5 separate regions of the Homo sapiens genome follow, and all the other regions are linked to region 2. The links are chromatin contacts, found by Hi-C or POLR2A ChIA-PET in ENCODE. All regions are on one chromosome and are shown on one strand. The core of a region is the stretch at or near the end of the contact, and the rest is flanking DNA. Distances in the headings are between cores, read along the strand shown.

The links. Hi-C counts contacts between places; a loop is a spot of excess contacts on that map. ChIA-PET counts read pairs that join two places held with the same protein, here RNA polymerase II (POLR2A). Pooled maps may share reads with other maps.
Region 1: a pooled map shows a loop between it and region 2 (7-fold over the local background). The contact joins the enhancer-like site here to the promoter of DST-AS1 in region 2. A Hi-C loop is called at or near these places in 20 of 37 single-sample maps with no recorded cell type and 16 of 50 pooled maps. POLR2A ChIA-PET finds 5 or more read pairs at or near these places in 1 of 52 experiments (Panc1).
Region 3: a pooled map shows a loop between it and region 2 (2.5-fold over the local background). The contact joins the promoter of KIAA1586 here to the promoter of DST-AS1 in region 2. A Hi-C loop is called at or near these places in 2 of 50 pooled maps. POLR2A ChIA-PET finds 5 or more read pairs at or near these places in 2 of 52 experiments (GM12878 and activated CD4-positive, alpha-beta memory T cell).
Region 4: a pooled map shows a loop between it and region 2 (8-fold over the local background). The contact joins the promoter of ZNF451 here to the promoter of DST-AS1 in region 2. A Hi-C loop is called at or near these places in 9 of 50 pooled maps. POLR2A ChIA-PET finds 5 or more read pairs at or near these places in 3 of 52 experiments (AG04450, GM12878 and endothelial cell of umbilical vein).
Region 5: a pooled map shows a loop between it and region 2 (4-fold over the local background). The contact joins the enhancer-like site here to the promoter of DST-AS1 in region 2. A Hi-C loop is called at or near these places in 2 of 168 maps with a recorded cell type or tissue (PC-9 and endothelial cell of umbilical vein), 3 of 37 single-sample maps with no recorded cell type and 5 of 50 pooled maps. POLR2A ChIA-PET finds 5 or more read pairs at or near these places in 6 of 52 experiments (AG04450, GM12878, HEK293T and 3 more).

The regions. Positions count from the first base shown.
Region 1 is chr6:56,594,249-56,596,948 of GRCh38, forward strand. The region is part of intron 47 of DST (dystonin); the gene reads right to left. Among named protein-coding and RNA genes, the nearest start is that of DST-AS1, 250 kb to the right of the region's middle. Within about 2 kb of position 1,408, at least 3 of the 41 ENCODE cell types and tissues checked have a DNase peak (open chromatin) inside an H3K27ac peak, as active enhancers do.
Region 2 is chr6:56,842,725-56,845,424 of GRCh38, forward strand. It overlaps DST-AS1 (DST antisense RNA 1), which reads left to right and starts at 1,262. Exons shown (of 4, transcript NR_125866.1): 1 at 1,262-1,342. All of the region lies in intron 4 of DST (dystonin), which reads right to left. RefSeq lists enhancers at 1-703, 704-1,571 and silencers at 655-914, 1,005-1,204, 1,545-1,684.
Region 3 is chr6:57,045,385-57,048,084 of GRCh38, forward strand. KIAA1586 reads left to right here and starts at 1,309. Exons shown (of 4, transcript NM_020931.4): 1 at 1,309-1,392; 2 at 1,929-2,012. The coding sequence starts at 1,372. RefSeq lists a silencer at 67-361 and enhancers at 991-1,080, 1,897-2,700.
Region 4 is chr6:57,088,809-57,091,508 of GRCh38, forward strand. It overlaps ZNF451 (zinc finger protein 451), which reads left to right and starts at 1,380. Exons shown (of 15, transcript NM_001031623.3): 1 at 1,380-1,466; 2 at 2,003-2,086. The coding sequence starts at 1,446. RefSeq lists enhancers at 1,049-1,198, 1,066-1,948 and a silencer at 1,369-1,438.
Region 5 is chr6:56,659,227-56,661,952 of GRCh38, forward strand. The region is part of intron 10 of DST (dystonin); the gene reads right to left. Among named protein-coding and RNA genes, the nearest start is that of DST-AS1, 180 kb to the right of the region's middle. Within about 2 kb of position 1,270, at least 4 of the 41 ENCODE cell types and tissues checked have a DNase peak (open chromatin) inside an H3K27ac peak, as active enhancers do; they include GM12878, where a contact is called at or near this core.

The sequences.
Region 1 (2,700 bases), core at 158-2,657, 250 kb before region 2:
GGGAGCTCCTTGCCGCCTCAAGACTGACAGGTTTCAATGATCTACAGGGCTACAACTTGCTTCTCATTCCCCTTTTCAAGCTATACCGTACTCCCTTTTATTGGTGGATTTCAGAATAACAAGGCATTTTGAGCATGCTAATCTTATTTTAAAGAAAATTTCCAATCTTCTCTATGTACTTAATCAGATAGGACAGACACCATTTTTCAGAAGTTTAGAAAAACCAATTTCTATTCCAATTTTAAAATAAGTGTCTATAATCTGATCTCATTTTATTCCCTGCTTTCTCACAACTACCCAAAAAAGAATGTCTTTACCTAATTTTTGGACAAACAAGTATAATATTTTTTATTACGAAATGATCCTGGAAAAACTTTTAAATAGGGAAAAAGAATCTGTAACTTTAAGCTTTAAAAAGGTTTCAAAAATAACTAAGCAAGAACACTGTACATTCAGAGAAGCCCAATGGACATTAGAGAAGCAGATATAATAAAAGAGAATCCTGGAGCTACTCAGCTTCACTGGGCCTCAGTTTCCTGCATGTGAAAATGGAGACAATAACTCCTACACATCACAGGTTGCTGTTAAGGAGTACATGAGATCACATATGTAGAGCACTTCCTGCAGAGCTGGGCATGTGCCAGAAATTCAAATCCACTCTGAAGGCAGGAAGGCAGGGCTCCCAGGCAGGTGTGCTGCAGGCAAGTCACAGGTGTGCAGAGCTACTGATCCCCTCAGTCTTCAGGGAAGCAGGGAGGCATCAGGTAGGTGAAGTCCCTTTCCCTCCAGCCATAAGCATCTTCTTCCATTCACCCCAATTTGCCATACAAGTGTGGCAAAAAGGATACTAATCCTTCTGGGCAATTTCCCACATTTCTTATAATGGCTTACATGGAGCCAAATGACCCGCTCCCATTACCCCAGAGCCCCTTTTATTACCTCCAGATTCTTTGCTGCTCCCACCCTTACCTCCATCCCCACCCTGGTAAACACTTTAGGAGCTTTTTCTCCTGTTGTTGTCTAGTTACAGCTCTTTCATCAGATATCTGCTTGGCTAATTGCACCCATCTCCATTGAGTCCCGTTTAAATGCTGAAAACTGGTCCCCCACCCCACACTCAACCACCCTTACCTAACTCCTTTTCTCCCTTAGTACTCACTGCCTTCTAACCTACCATATAACTTAGTTATTGTCTACTGTAACATTCTCACTAACTAGTGTGCAAGGGGGGCACAGGGAATTTATTTTGCTCACTGTGTAATCCCAAGTACTTAGAACAGTGCTGGCACACAGGAGCTGAGTAAGAATAACTCTATGCTGTGAAAAGGACTTCCTTAGAAGCACTGCTATGGGGCAGCCGTTCACTTGTAAGTCTGATCCCAATTAGTCAGCTCAGAACTGGCTCATTAACACTGGTATCCTCACTGTCTATAACAGTGCCCGCCACCTAGTGGGCACATAGTAAATATTTTTAACTAACTTCTTTCCCACAGACTTGTGTTTTTGGTATTTGAAATACATTCATATGCTACCCCCACCCCACCCCGAGAAGGGCTTTGCACAAAATAGCATGGACAGACATATGCAACACCATATAAATGATCAGATCCATCCCCTTCCTCCTACAGATGAGGACTCTTAGGCTGAAGGAAGAGAATGGCTTGGCCCAGGACATATGGGACAACTACTGAAAGCTAGACGTTCCTGGCTCAGGTGCTTTGGCCCTCTCTCCATGCTGCCAGATTAGGACTTTCTTTCTTTTATTTATTTATTTACTTATTTATTTATTTATTTATTTTGAGATGGAGTCTCGCTCTGTCGCCAGGCCAGAGGGCAGTGGCACAATCTTGGCTCATTGCAACCTCTGTTTTCTGGGTTCCAGCGATTCTCCTGCCTCAGTCTCCCAAGTAGCTGGGATTACAGGCACGCACCACCACACCCAGCTAATTTTTGTATTTTTAGTAGAGACAGGGCTTCACCATGTTGGCCAGGATGGTCTCAATCTCCTGACCTTGTGATCCACCCGCCTCAGCCTCCCAAAGTGCTGGGATTACAGGCATGAGCCACCACGCCTGGCCCAGATTAGGATTTTCTAAAGCACAGATTCCCATATTCTTTGAGGTAAAATGATCAGATGGGAAATGCCACACTGTGCCTAAAACCAAGGGCTTTCCTGTGTGATATCTTTATGTTTAAGTCTACCCACCAGTATTTCTCACTACTTTGGTCAACTTACTAACTTTTCCTGACTTCTTTGTAACTGACTCACAATGTTCCTTTAGGAATTCACTAGATTTTTCATTTTAAGAGACTTTATTTTTCATAATAAGGTCCTATAATAGCCCGTTAAAATTGTGAGCAGTAAATACTCCCATTCTTCTTCTGGTTTAATTTGTATTTTCTATAAGAACCTCACAGGGAGTACCCTATTCCAAAGATTCCAAATATGAAGGGTAGGAACAAAATAAATAGACCTGCAAAAGTTTCTGAGGTCCAGAAACCGTCTGTCAAAAGCCAAATATTGAAATAAAATGAGTGACACTTTAAAAGTAGTTCTACAGAAGTCGCCTTTGCTCTTATAGTAGCATTAATGTTAGCTTTAATTTATGTCATGGAGTAAATTGGTAGAAGGGCTTTTATATCTCTTCTCAACAATAGCCTTAACTGAATAGGTGAGCTGAGCTCAGAAAGAACTTAAGT
Region 2 (2,700 bases), core at 12-2,511:
CGGTATCCACCCTCCCAGGAAGAATTATGATTACGCGTAGTGCTTAAGAGCTTTTACAAGGGAGAGAAAACGCAATGTGCTTCTTGGAAACAACCCCCTTCCCCCCTCTCTACCGCTCATCTAAGGGCGTCTCCGGACTGTCGCCCACCCCACCATCCTCCCTGCGCTGGGGGTACTAAATCCCGTGCAAAAAGACCTGGTCCATTCCCAAGACTGGTCCAGACACCTGTTTACTCGTGCCCAAGGAGTGGTGGCTCTGATTAAGGAAAGGCAGCGGTTGCCTCTCTGATCAGTGCCAAGCTCCGCAGCCCCAGGGCAGGGACCACATACCTTTGTACCTCTCCAGGACATCCTCGTAGGCCTGGAGATACTCCTGCTCCTCCACGTACAGGTAAGCAGCAGGGGAGAGGTAACCCGCCATGCCGAAGTTTATCTAAGCGATGACTGACAAATTCCCCTCTCCCCCTCGTAACCCCCGGACAGTATCGCAGTCAGCAAGACACAGCCTTGGGAACTGGAAAAGAGGAAGGAGCAGCACGCTGGGGAGAAGCACGGAAGCCGAAGACGCAGAGCGGGGGCGCAGGGGGCTGCCGGCGCCAGGGCCGGCAAAGGAAACGCCCAGGCCTCCGGGCAGGCCGATGGTGGGCCGCCCGGCTCCGGGAGCCCGAGTCCCTCTCGGGTTTCAGCAGCGGCAAATCTCAGCGAGCCCAGGGGCGGCGACGAGCAGCGCCACGCCAAGCGGAGGAGCGGGGCGTGCGGCGAGGGCGGGCGGGGGCCGGCGGGCGCCCGGACCCTCTGCGGCCGCGCTGACCGCTCTGCTGGCCCTGCACGAGGCGCGTGCTTCGGGCCGGGCCGAGGCCGCGGCAGCGGTGCGGGAGGACCGGCGCGCTGCCTTCACCGGGGATGCTGCGCGGCGCATCTGCGGCATTTCCTGGCCGCCGCGCCGCAGACACTCGCCCGCGCCGGGGAGAGAGGGAGGGAGGAGGGTGGAGGGTGGAGGGTGGAGAGTGGAGGGTGGAGGGTGGAGGGTGGAGGGCGGAGGGCGGAAGGGAGGGGGCGAGCGCGGCGGTCAGCGCCCCGGCTGGCTCAGCTCCGGCCCCGGCGCCTCTCGGCCCCTCCCTCCCAGGCAGAGCCACGCGCCCCAGGCCCCCTCCCCAGGCCCGCCCACCCTGGTGGACCGTGCGGCCAAGCACGCCCACCCCCGGACACTGGCTGCCCGGTCCCGGATCCCCAAGGGCGACGTTTCTATTTGGGATCCACAACAGGTGCCTGAGAAACAAAGCCGCAGATCGCTCCACCGCTGTGCGCAGCCCCCTGCTGAGGGGCCAGCGGCTCTCCCTGGGTAAGGGATGATCGGGGGGAGGGTTGGAAATACTTTCTTCCACCCATCTTTTTGGCGTGGGAGGATTCAGGTCACTCTGTGACAGCACAGGGCAAGGAGGGCACGGGGGTCCGCGTCTAGGGGACATCCCGGGGACAGGGTGAGGAGGCCTCTGCAGGTGGCCCCGCGCATCAGCGCCTGACAGCCGGGCCGCGCCTGCGCCTGAGCTCCCGGCCGCCGCGAGGCTGCCGAGTACCAGCCTGCGGTCCCTCCCTTCTGCCCCCCAGAGCCCACAGGCGCATCTGCTGCTGGGCTCCGCGGCGGGCCTATAGGTTCACAACTGCCCCATATTTATCACCTCCCTCCTGCTCTCTCCTTATTATTCATTCTACATAGTACTAGTATCCATTAAACTGAGTAAAATGGATACAGTTCCCTTAAATTAGATATATGTGTATCATATACTAAAGTGGGTGAGTTTAAGCGTCCATTGGAGGAACCAACTGATACCCAGGCATGTAAATGGATGTGTTTAAGAGTAATGACTGGCCGGGCGCGGTGTCTCACGCCTGTAATCCCAGCACTTTGGGAGGCCGAGGCGGGTGGATCACGAGGTCAGGAGTTCAAGACCAGCCTGGCCAAAATGGTGAAATCCCGTCTCTACTAAAAATACAAAATTTAGCCGGGCGTGGTGGCGGGTACCTATAATCCCAGCTACTCGGGAGGTTGAGGCAGAGAACTGCTTGAACCCGGGAGGTGGAGGTTGCAGTGAGCCGAGATCACGCCACCGTATTCCAGCCTGGGCGACAGAGCAAGACTCCGTCTCAAAAAAAAAAAAAACAGTGAAGTCAGGCTGCTGTACATAGAATCTTCACTCCTTACTGTGTCACATGGGCAAGTTACTTATCCTCTCTGAGACTCTCTTCATCAGTAAAACAGCGATAGTAGTGCCTAACTCATAAAGTTGTATAGTAAATGAAGTTTAGAATAATGTCTGGTGTTATATAAGGATTAGCTGCTGCACCTACTACTTTATTTAGGAGGTGGGGTCTCACTCTGTCATCCAGGCTGGAGTACAGTGACAGGATGATACCTCATTGCTACTGCTATTATTAGATAAATCAGCTGATTGTTGACAGTCTGACCTATGTCAACTTCACGTCTTGTCTAAATCTTCCTTCCCTATTTCCTCCTTTCACATATACTGACCTTTTGCCCTCCATGATTTTTTATTTCTTTGTTAGCGTTGGGTGTTGTGAACTATGGACCATTTTCCATTAATGCTTAGATAGGGATGAGTTCCTCTTGAAAGAAAAAATTGTGTACTCGTGGGAAAAAAAAACTGACTTGAGATAGAACTGGAGCACTCCTCAGCAATT
Region 3 (2,700 bases), core at 59-2,558, 200 kb after region 2:
GGAACAGAATACAGTACCCAGAAATAAATCCACACACTTAGGGCATGGCTACACGGAGGAAGGGGTTTCTGAGCACAATACTCTGTGTGTGTTAACTTTGTAGTTTTGAAGTTAACAAGACCCTGGGCTCGCTATGCAGTCCGTATGTGATGTTGAACCCTTTACACACAGCACTAGACGGTTTTGAACCTATCAAAACACTGCTTCACTTAAATTTCACCAACTCCTTAAAATCCTAGTAAGTCTATGTTTTCCTTTGTTCCTATGTTCTCCTTTTCTCCCACTTTGTGGGTTGTCTGTTTACTCTGCTGATTATTTTTTTTGCTGTGCAGAAGCTTTTTAGTTTAATTAAGTTCAGTCTATTTATCTTTGTTTCTGTTGCATTTGCTTTTGGGTTCTTCATCGCGAAGTCTTTGCCTAAGCCAATGTCTAGAAGGTATTTTTCCGGTGTTATCTTGAGCAATTTTTATGACTTCGGGTCTTAGATTTAAGTCTTTGATGCATCTTGAGTTGATTTTTGTATAAGGTGAGAGATGAGGATCCAGTTTAATTCTTCTACATGTGGGTCACCAATTATCCCAGCACCATTTGTTGAAAAGGGTGTCCTTTCCCCACTTTATGTTTTTGTTTGCTTTGCTGAAGATCAGTTGGCTAATCAGATACCTCATAGCTCCTTTGTTGTATAATTTTGTGCATTGTAGATCAGGGTCAAAATGATAAAGGTGATTTTCTGGGACTACAGACTTGTCAATAACAGGTGGTCCTAGGCTGATAGAGGTAAACAAATAAAAGCTTTAAAAGAATATTCTCTGTTAAAATTTGCTTTCATAAATTTCATGTTTAAAATCATTTGTGAATAAATGTTAAAATAAAAAGGTGAGCCACGATTTTGGTAAGGCAATTTCTGAGCAAATCACACACAATTTTTTTTCATTCCCATTGATCTATTACATAGACGAATATTTGGTTGTGAAAAAGTGAGAGAAAGAACTCGGCTATTTTATTATAGTAGAGCAACACCGAAGGGAGACGACTTCGCTGTAGCTCAGAGTCTTTTTCCATTCTTCACCCACGCGCGGGGCAGTCGCGCGGCGCGGTCGCGCGGCGGGTAGGAACTACCATCCCAGCATCCTCTGCGGCGCGGGGAAGGAAGCCCGGGAATGAGAGAAAGAGGCTCCGGGGAGATAGCGGACCAGTGAGGGCTGCCCCTCTTTTGAAGCGGTTTTCGTCTCTTTCCGCCAGTGGCCTCCCAGCTCACGCAGGGGCGGGTCCCGGTAGCGCGAGGCGGTGCAGGGCGGGAAGGGGAGTGGTGGCGGCTGCGGCAGTAGGGACAGCAGGAGCAGTGGTGCTGTCAGCGCGGCCGTCGGAGACATGGGAGACCCGGGGTCGGAAGTGAGTAGTCGAGTGAGGGTCCTGGCGTTCTCAGAGGCGAACCGCGAAGGGTTTGTGTTTTCTGCGGTCTGAGGCCTGGTGCTCCGTCGCAGCCTCGGGGCGATACCTCTTCAGTGTCTTGGGCCGAGCCCAGCTCTGGGGCCTGGTGCGTGTCTGAGCGAGGAACCCGCAGCAACAATGGCCGCCCGGCCCCCCGCACGGGCCCTGGCGTTCGTTGTGGCCGCGGCTGGGCCAGTGGGAGCGACGTTTTAAGGCAGGATTGCCCTTCGGTGTTGAGCTTGCGTTCCTCCTGGAGTAGATAAGGGGAATTGTGAGAGGCTGGTAACTAACGCGTTTTCAGCGTTGGGTCCCTGCAGCTCCGCACACTCTGTGGCAAGAGCCAGAGCTCGAGTTCCGTTCCTAGTCGGGTTTCCGTGAAATTGTGCTCAGTTCGTTTTCCTCAAGAGCTCTCTGTCTTTAATTGTTCCTTTCGGAAACGCTCTCTTCCTACACGAATGTGGCTGAACAGATAAGCATGTTTTGGCTTGTTTTTATAGATAATAGAATCTGTCCCTCCAGCTGGCCCTGAGGCATCTGAGTCAACAACGGATGAAAATGAAGACGACATTCAGTTTGTCAGTGTAAGTAGCAATGATGATTGGGGTTTTCCCAGAGTAAAAGACTATGGTGGGCCATTATGTAATGTTACCTCACCTGGTCATTTAATGTTCATGAGTGTCTAATACATACTAGACACTGGAGCATGGCGCAGGATTGGGAAATTTACCAAAAGAGCTATCTGAGCCACCCCCGTAGCCATCACAAAGAGCACGTCCTAAAGAACGTGCTGTACACTTAATCTCGCCCCCTGCCTTTCATTTAAACTTAAGATAAAAACGCTGGTGTCTAAAACGCTGTTTTGAAATGGAGCAAGAGTAACTTCTAAAGGCGACACGGAGGAAGGAGCTGCTAATGATGAGCAAGGACGTAGAAAACAGGAAGGGTTGTGAGAGCCCAGAATCTTAGCGTTATGGTGCTTCTAACATGAAGGCAAATAGCTTGAAGATTTCTCTAACCTCTGAGATCATCATGTTACGGCATAGTACAGTTGATGCTCATAATGAAGAATCCTACATCACTGGGAACATGCTCTATTTTTCTGAGTTTGTTCCCTTTGAGACAGTAGTTTTCAAGCCTTAGTAAGTATAAACAGGCAGATTCCTGGGCCCCACTGCAGACCTACCGAATCAGAATTTCCAGGCGGGGGCCTAGGAATCTTCATTTTCAGACAAGTGCAGGGACATAAGGATTTCTGAGCACACTTTGGAC
Region 4 (2,700 bases), core at 130-2,629, 250 kb after region 2:
ATAAAGCACTTGGTGGAAATGCAGGAAATGTCAAATATTAAACAATAATTACTACAGGCTTAGGCAATCAGATGGTAGTTTTGCATACAAACAAAAACAGGAATCTGAGATGTTAAATAATTTGTGTTTTTTTTTTTTTTTTTTTGAGACAGTGTCTTGCTCTGTCACCCAGGCTGCAGTGCAGTGGCATGAATTTGGCTCCCTGCAGCCTGGATCTCAATCTCTCGGCCTCAAGCGATTCTCCTACCTAAACCTCCTGAGTAGCTGGGACTACAGGCAAGGACCACTACGCCTAGCTAATTTTTGTATTTTTTGTAGAGACGAGGTTCCCTCTTATTGCTCAGGCTGGTCTCGAATTCCTGGGTTTAAGTGAACCGCCCGCCTCGGCCTCCCAGAGTGTGAGGACCCGCCTGGCCTAAAATAATGTTATCACTTAATTCTTTTCATAAACTTTATTGACAACGATTGGTGTGTTTTTTTAAAAAACCTTTTTAAATTTTTGGTAAGGTATTACCTGAGAACAGATTAAATGCATAGTTGAATATAAAAGATCTATTTTATAGACTGGTTTATGAGTGTGAACACACAAAAGGTTAAAAGGTCAACCTTACAGCAGTCTATAAATAGATCTCTCATATTCTCTCAGTATATCTGAGAATATTGAAAAAGTGCATTTCAAAATCACTGGCTAGGGTTTAGTGATAGTTAGGTAGACCTCGGTTCCCTTTCCTATTGGGCCCTGGATTTCCCATCCCTATTTTCTTCCTCAGGTGTATTAATACTGGCAGGGCCTGGGAGACTGACGCTAGGGAAGAGGTGTGTAATGTAAGGATACTTCAGATTCTTTCCTGATCCTAGGATTCAGCTAAACCTCCACATAGCCCCTGTCCTCAAAAATGAGTAAATACATAAATTTAAAAATGAAAGGAAAAAAAGAGAAATCCGTTCCCACCACCCACCTTCAGGGCTAAAACAGAAAAATCAATGAGCTGCGCTTCACAACCATACCAAAACCAAACAAATACCAACTCAAACCCTCCTTCACATCCTCCCACATCTTCCCAGTGCTTCGCTATCTCACAGGACCCAGCTGGCCCCTGGCTTCGCCCCACCCACTGCAGCTGGCGTCTTTTAGGCGCATGGTTCTTTTCCTCTCCGGCGAGGGGCGGTCTCGGGGCGGACCCGAACTACAATTCCCAGCATCCTGCGCGGCGCGGGGAAGGAAGCCCGGGAGTGAGAGAAAGCGGCTCCGGGGGCATAGCGGGCCAGTAAGGGCCGCTCCTCCTTTGAAGAGGTTTTGCGTCTCTTTCCGCCGGTGGCGTCGGCGCTCACGCAGGGGCGGGTCCCGGTAGCGCCAGGCGGTGCAGGGCGGGAAGGGGATTCGTGGCGACGGCGGCGGCAGGGACAGCAGGAGCAGTGGTGCTGTCAGCGCGGCCGTCGGAGACATGGGAGACCCGGGGTCGGAGGTGAGTAGTCGAGTGAGGGTCCTGGCGTTCTCAGAGGCGAACCGCGAAGGGTTTGTGTTTTCTGCGGTCTGAGGCCTGGTGCTCCGTCGCAGCCTCGGGGCGATACCTCTTCAGTGTCTTGGGCCGAGCCCAGCTCTGGGGCCTGGTGCGTGTCTGAGCGAGGAACCCGCAGCAACAATGGCCGCCCGGCCCCCCGCACGGGCCCTGGCGTTCGTTGTGGCCGCGGCTGGGCCAGTGGGAGCGACGTTTTAAGGCAGGATTGCCCTTCGGTGTTGAGCTTGCGTTCCTCCTGGAGTAGATAAGGGGAATTGTGAGAGGCTGGTAACTAACGCGTTTTCAGCGTTGGGTCCCTGCAGCTCCGCACACTCTGTGGCAAGAGCCAGAGCTCGAGTTCCGTTCCTAGTCGGGTTTCCGTGAAATTGTGCTCAGTTCGTTTTCCTCAAGAGCTCTCTGTCTTTAATTGTTCCTTTCGGAAACGCTCTCTTCCTACACGAATGTGGCTGAACAGATAAGCATGTTTTGGCTTGTTTTTATAGATAATAGAATCTGTCCCTCCAGCTGGCCCTGAGGCATCTGAGTCAACAACGGATGAAAATGAAGACGACATTCAGTTTGTCAGTGTAAGTAGCAATGATGATTGGGGTTTTCCCAGAGTAAAAGACTATGGTGGGCCATTATGTAATGTTACCTCACCTGGTCATTTAATGTTCATGAGTGTCTAATACATACTAGACACTGGAGCATGGCGCAGGATTGGGAAATTTACCAAAAGAGCTATCTGAGCCACCCCCGTAGCCATCACAAAGAGCACGTCCTAAAGAACGTGCTGTACACTTAATCTCGCCCCCTGCCTTTCATTTAAACTTAAGATAAAAACGCTGGTGTCTAAAACGCTGTTTTGAAATGGAGCAAGAGTAACTTCTAAAGGCGACACGGAGGAAGGAGCTGCTAATGATGAGCAAGGACGTAGAAAACAGGAAGGGTTGTGAGAGCCCAGAATCTTAGCGTTATGGTGCTTCTAACATGAAGGCAAATAGCTTGAAGATTTCTCTAACCTCTGAGATCATCATGTTACGGCATAGTACAGTTGATGCTCATAATGAAGAATCCTACATCACTGGGAACATGCTCTATTTTTCTGAGTTTGTTCCCTTTGAGACAGTAGTTTTCAAGCCTTAGTAAGTATAAACAGGCAGATTCCTGGGCCCCACTGCAGACCTACCGAATCAGAATT
Region 5 (2,726 bases), core at 20-2,519, 180 kb before region 2:
AGTCAAATCTACAGAACCCAGTTATATGACAATGGTTATAGTAATTAGGGCTGTAAGCATGGATGAGAGACAACACAGAGAGAAAAGAAAAAGTCCAACAGGCAATCTTGAAAAACTCGAGTGTTTACTGGCCTTGTGAAAGAGGCCAAGTTTACAGAGGGAACTAAGCAGGAGCAGACAAGAAGTGGGAGAAAAACCAGGAGTACAGTGTCATAAAAGCTAAAGGAGAGAGTATTTCAAGAAGAAAAGAATGGCCAATAGGGTGAAATACTAAAATGTAAGGAAGAGGAGGCCTGAAAAATATCCACTGGATTTAGCTATACAGAAGTCACCCATGACCCAAGAATAAGTGTTTTAATGAATTATGGGGTAAGAGACTAGATTAGTATGTGTTGAAGAATGAGTATGAAGTGAAGAAATGATGGAGGATATTGCCACCTCTTCTGAGGACTTTGGCCTTGAAGGAAAGGAATGATATAAGGTAGTAGCTGGAATAAAGCATGCAGTTAAGGGAGAGTGTTTTTGTTGATTGTTGTTTTATTAACAGAAGAGGCTGCAACATGCTTAAAATCCAATAAGAAAGATCTATTGAAGGAAAAAGATGAATATATACAAGAAAGGTTTCTAAGGCAATGACAGAGATAAGATCCAGGGCACAGCAGGAGGGGACAGGCTTTGGGTAGGTGGAGAGAGGACTCCTGTGTTGAACAGCAGCAGCGGGGGTGAGGATGGATGCAGAAGAAGATAGGTTTGTGTCTTTGGTAGCAAAAAAGACTTTCTACTTGTTGGCTTCAATTTTCTCTGAGAGTAGGAGTCTAGATCACCTGTTAACACTGAGAAAAGGTGGTGGGAGGAGGTGCTGTGAGGAAGAGAAGGGTTAATCATACAGATAGAAAAAGACTGCTGGCCAGAACCATTTGAGGCTGGTGATAATGAAGTTCTAATGAAATCAATCTACCCTGAAGTATCGCTTTCTCTGGTGTGCTTCCTGTGTGGGGACATGCACAGACAAAGCACATGGCTGGGTTCATACAGGCTCAGCCTTTGCTGGCAAAATAGTACATACTCAGCAGTTTGCAAGGAATTGAAAAGGGATTGTGTGGAAGTGTAAAACAAAACAAAAACAAAAACAAGCCTCACTCCATTCCTAAAGATCATTTTTAGAACACCCTCTATACTACAGAACAACCCACACAGAGGTGACTGAAGACACATATGCCACTTAACATCTGCTTTTCAAAAGATCATATGCCTCACTTATCCTATGATAGCAGAGAAGTTACCGTAACAAATTCCTGAAGATGACTGTTTCGATTAAATCATGCTCAGACTTAGCATGTCCTTACTGTTCTTATTGGTGCAAAAAGCACCTCACCTTGCAATCACCAAAAAAAAAAAAAGAAAAAAAAAAAAAGGCCTGCGTAACTCAGTGTAGACATCCCTTCATGCTCATATTTGGGCACAGATTAGCAACAAGCTATGAAGGTAATTTTCCCTTGTTCTCAAAACTAGGTGCCTGAGTTTTTTCAAACATTCTTTTTTTTTTTTCTACAAAGTGACTCTCCATTAACAACAAGGTAGACAGCAAAGATGAGAAACAGTATATTTTTTTCTACAAAGTGACTCTCCATTAACAACAAGGTAGACAGCAAAGATGAGAAACAGTATATTTATAGCAAGCTTAGTTAGTACTTCAAGGTTAGAGTCTAACAAATTCAATAATTAAAACATATCTAATGAATTATGACTTTCTCACTTCACAAAGAACAATCAATCCCATTAACAGCCTAAATTTTAATGAATACAGAGAATGGTATTGATGTTGATAGAGAAGTAACTCCTCCAGTACCTATATTTTAGTGAATAAAAGGAAAATTTAAGTAAACTTTAGTGACTAATAAGGATAAATACACCCTCCCCAAAAAGGGGGTAGTGGGAATCAATTTATTTTTATTATGGTAGAAAACTAAATCTCAAACTACTTCATATCACAGGCTAAGATGATAATGTGAATAATCAAGTCAAAATACAAGAAGTGTTAAAACAAATAGATGAACCTATCAAAGAAAAACAGATAGAGTTACATATACCGGCTGCTCCTGTAATGTAAAAGAAATCTTCATGTGAGAGAAAGGTAAGAGAATGCTAAAGGGAAACATGACAAAGGCAGGACTTGTCAAGTTTCTAAGTAAGGAGAGTTTTGATCAAAACCCATCTTCCCTCAAGCTTTACAGCCCTATTGTTAGTGGATCAGTGGCAGCATGCGGGGGGAGGGGAAACTCATGTTGATTACATACTTCCTAAATCTCTAGGAGAGTGATAGGCACTCTCATAAGCTAACTCAAGACAGCCCCACTCTAACAGTTTTTTTTTTTTTGAGGCTGAGTTTCACTCTTGTTGCCCAGGCTGGAGTGCAATGGTGCCATCTCAGCTCACTGCAACCTCCGCCTCCCAGGTTCAAGCGATTCCCCTGCCTCAGCCTCCTGAGTAGCTGGGATTACAGGCACCTGCCACCAGGCCTGGCTAACTTTTTGTATTTTTAGTAGAGCCGCCGTTTCTCCATGTTGGCCAGGATGGTCTTGAACTCCTGACCTCGGGTGATCCGCCCGCCTTGGCCTCCCAAAGTGCTGGGATTACAGGTGTGAGTCACCGCGCCCGGCCGACCCTCTAACTTTTTAAATGATCACATCACTGAAATTTGTCAACTTACTTCGTCACTTTTCCCC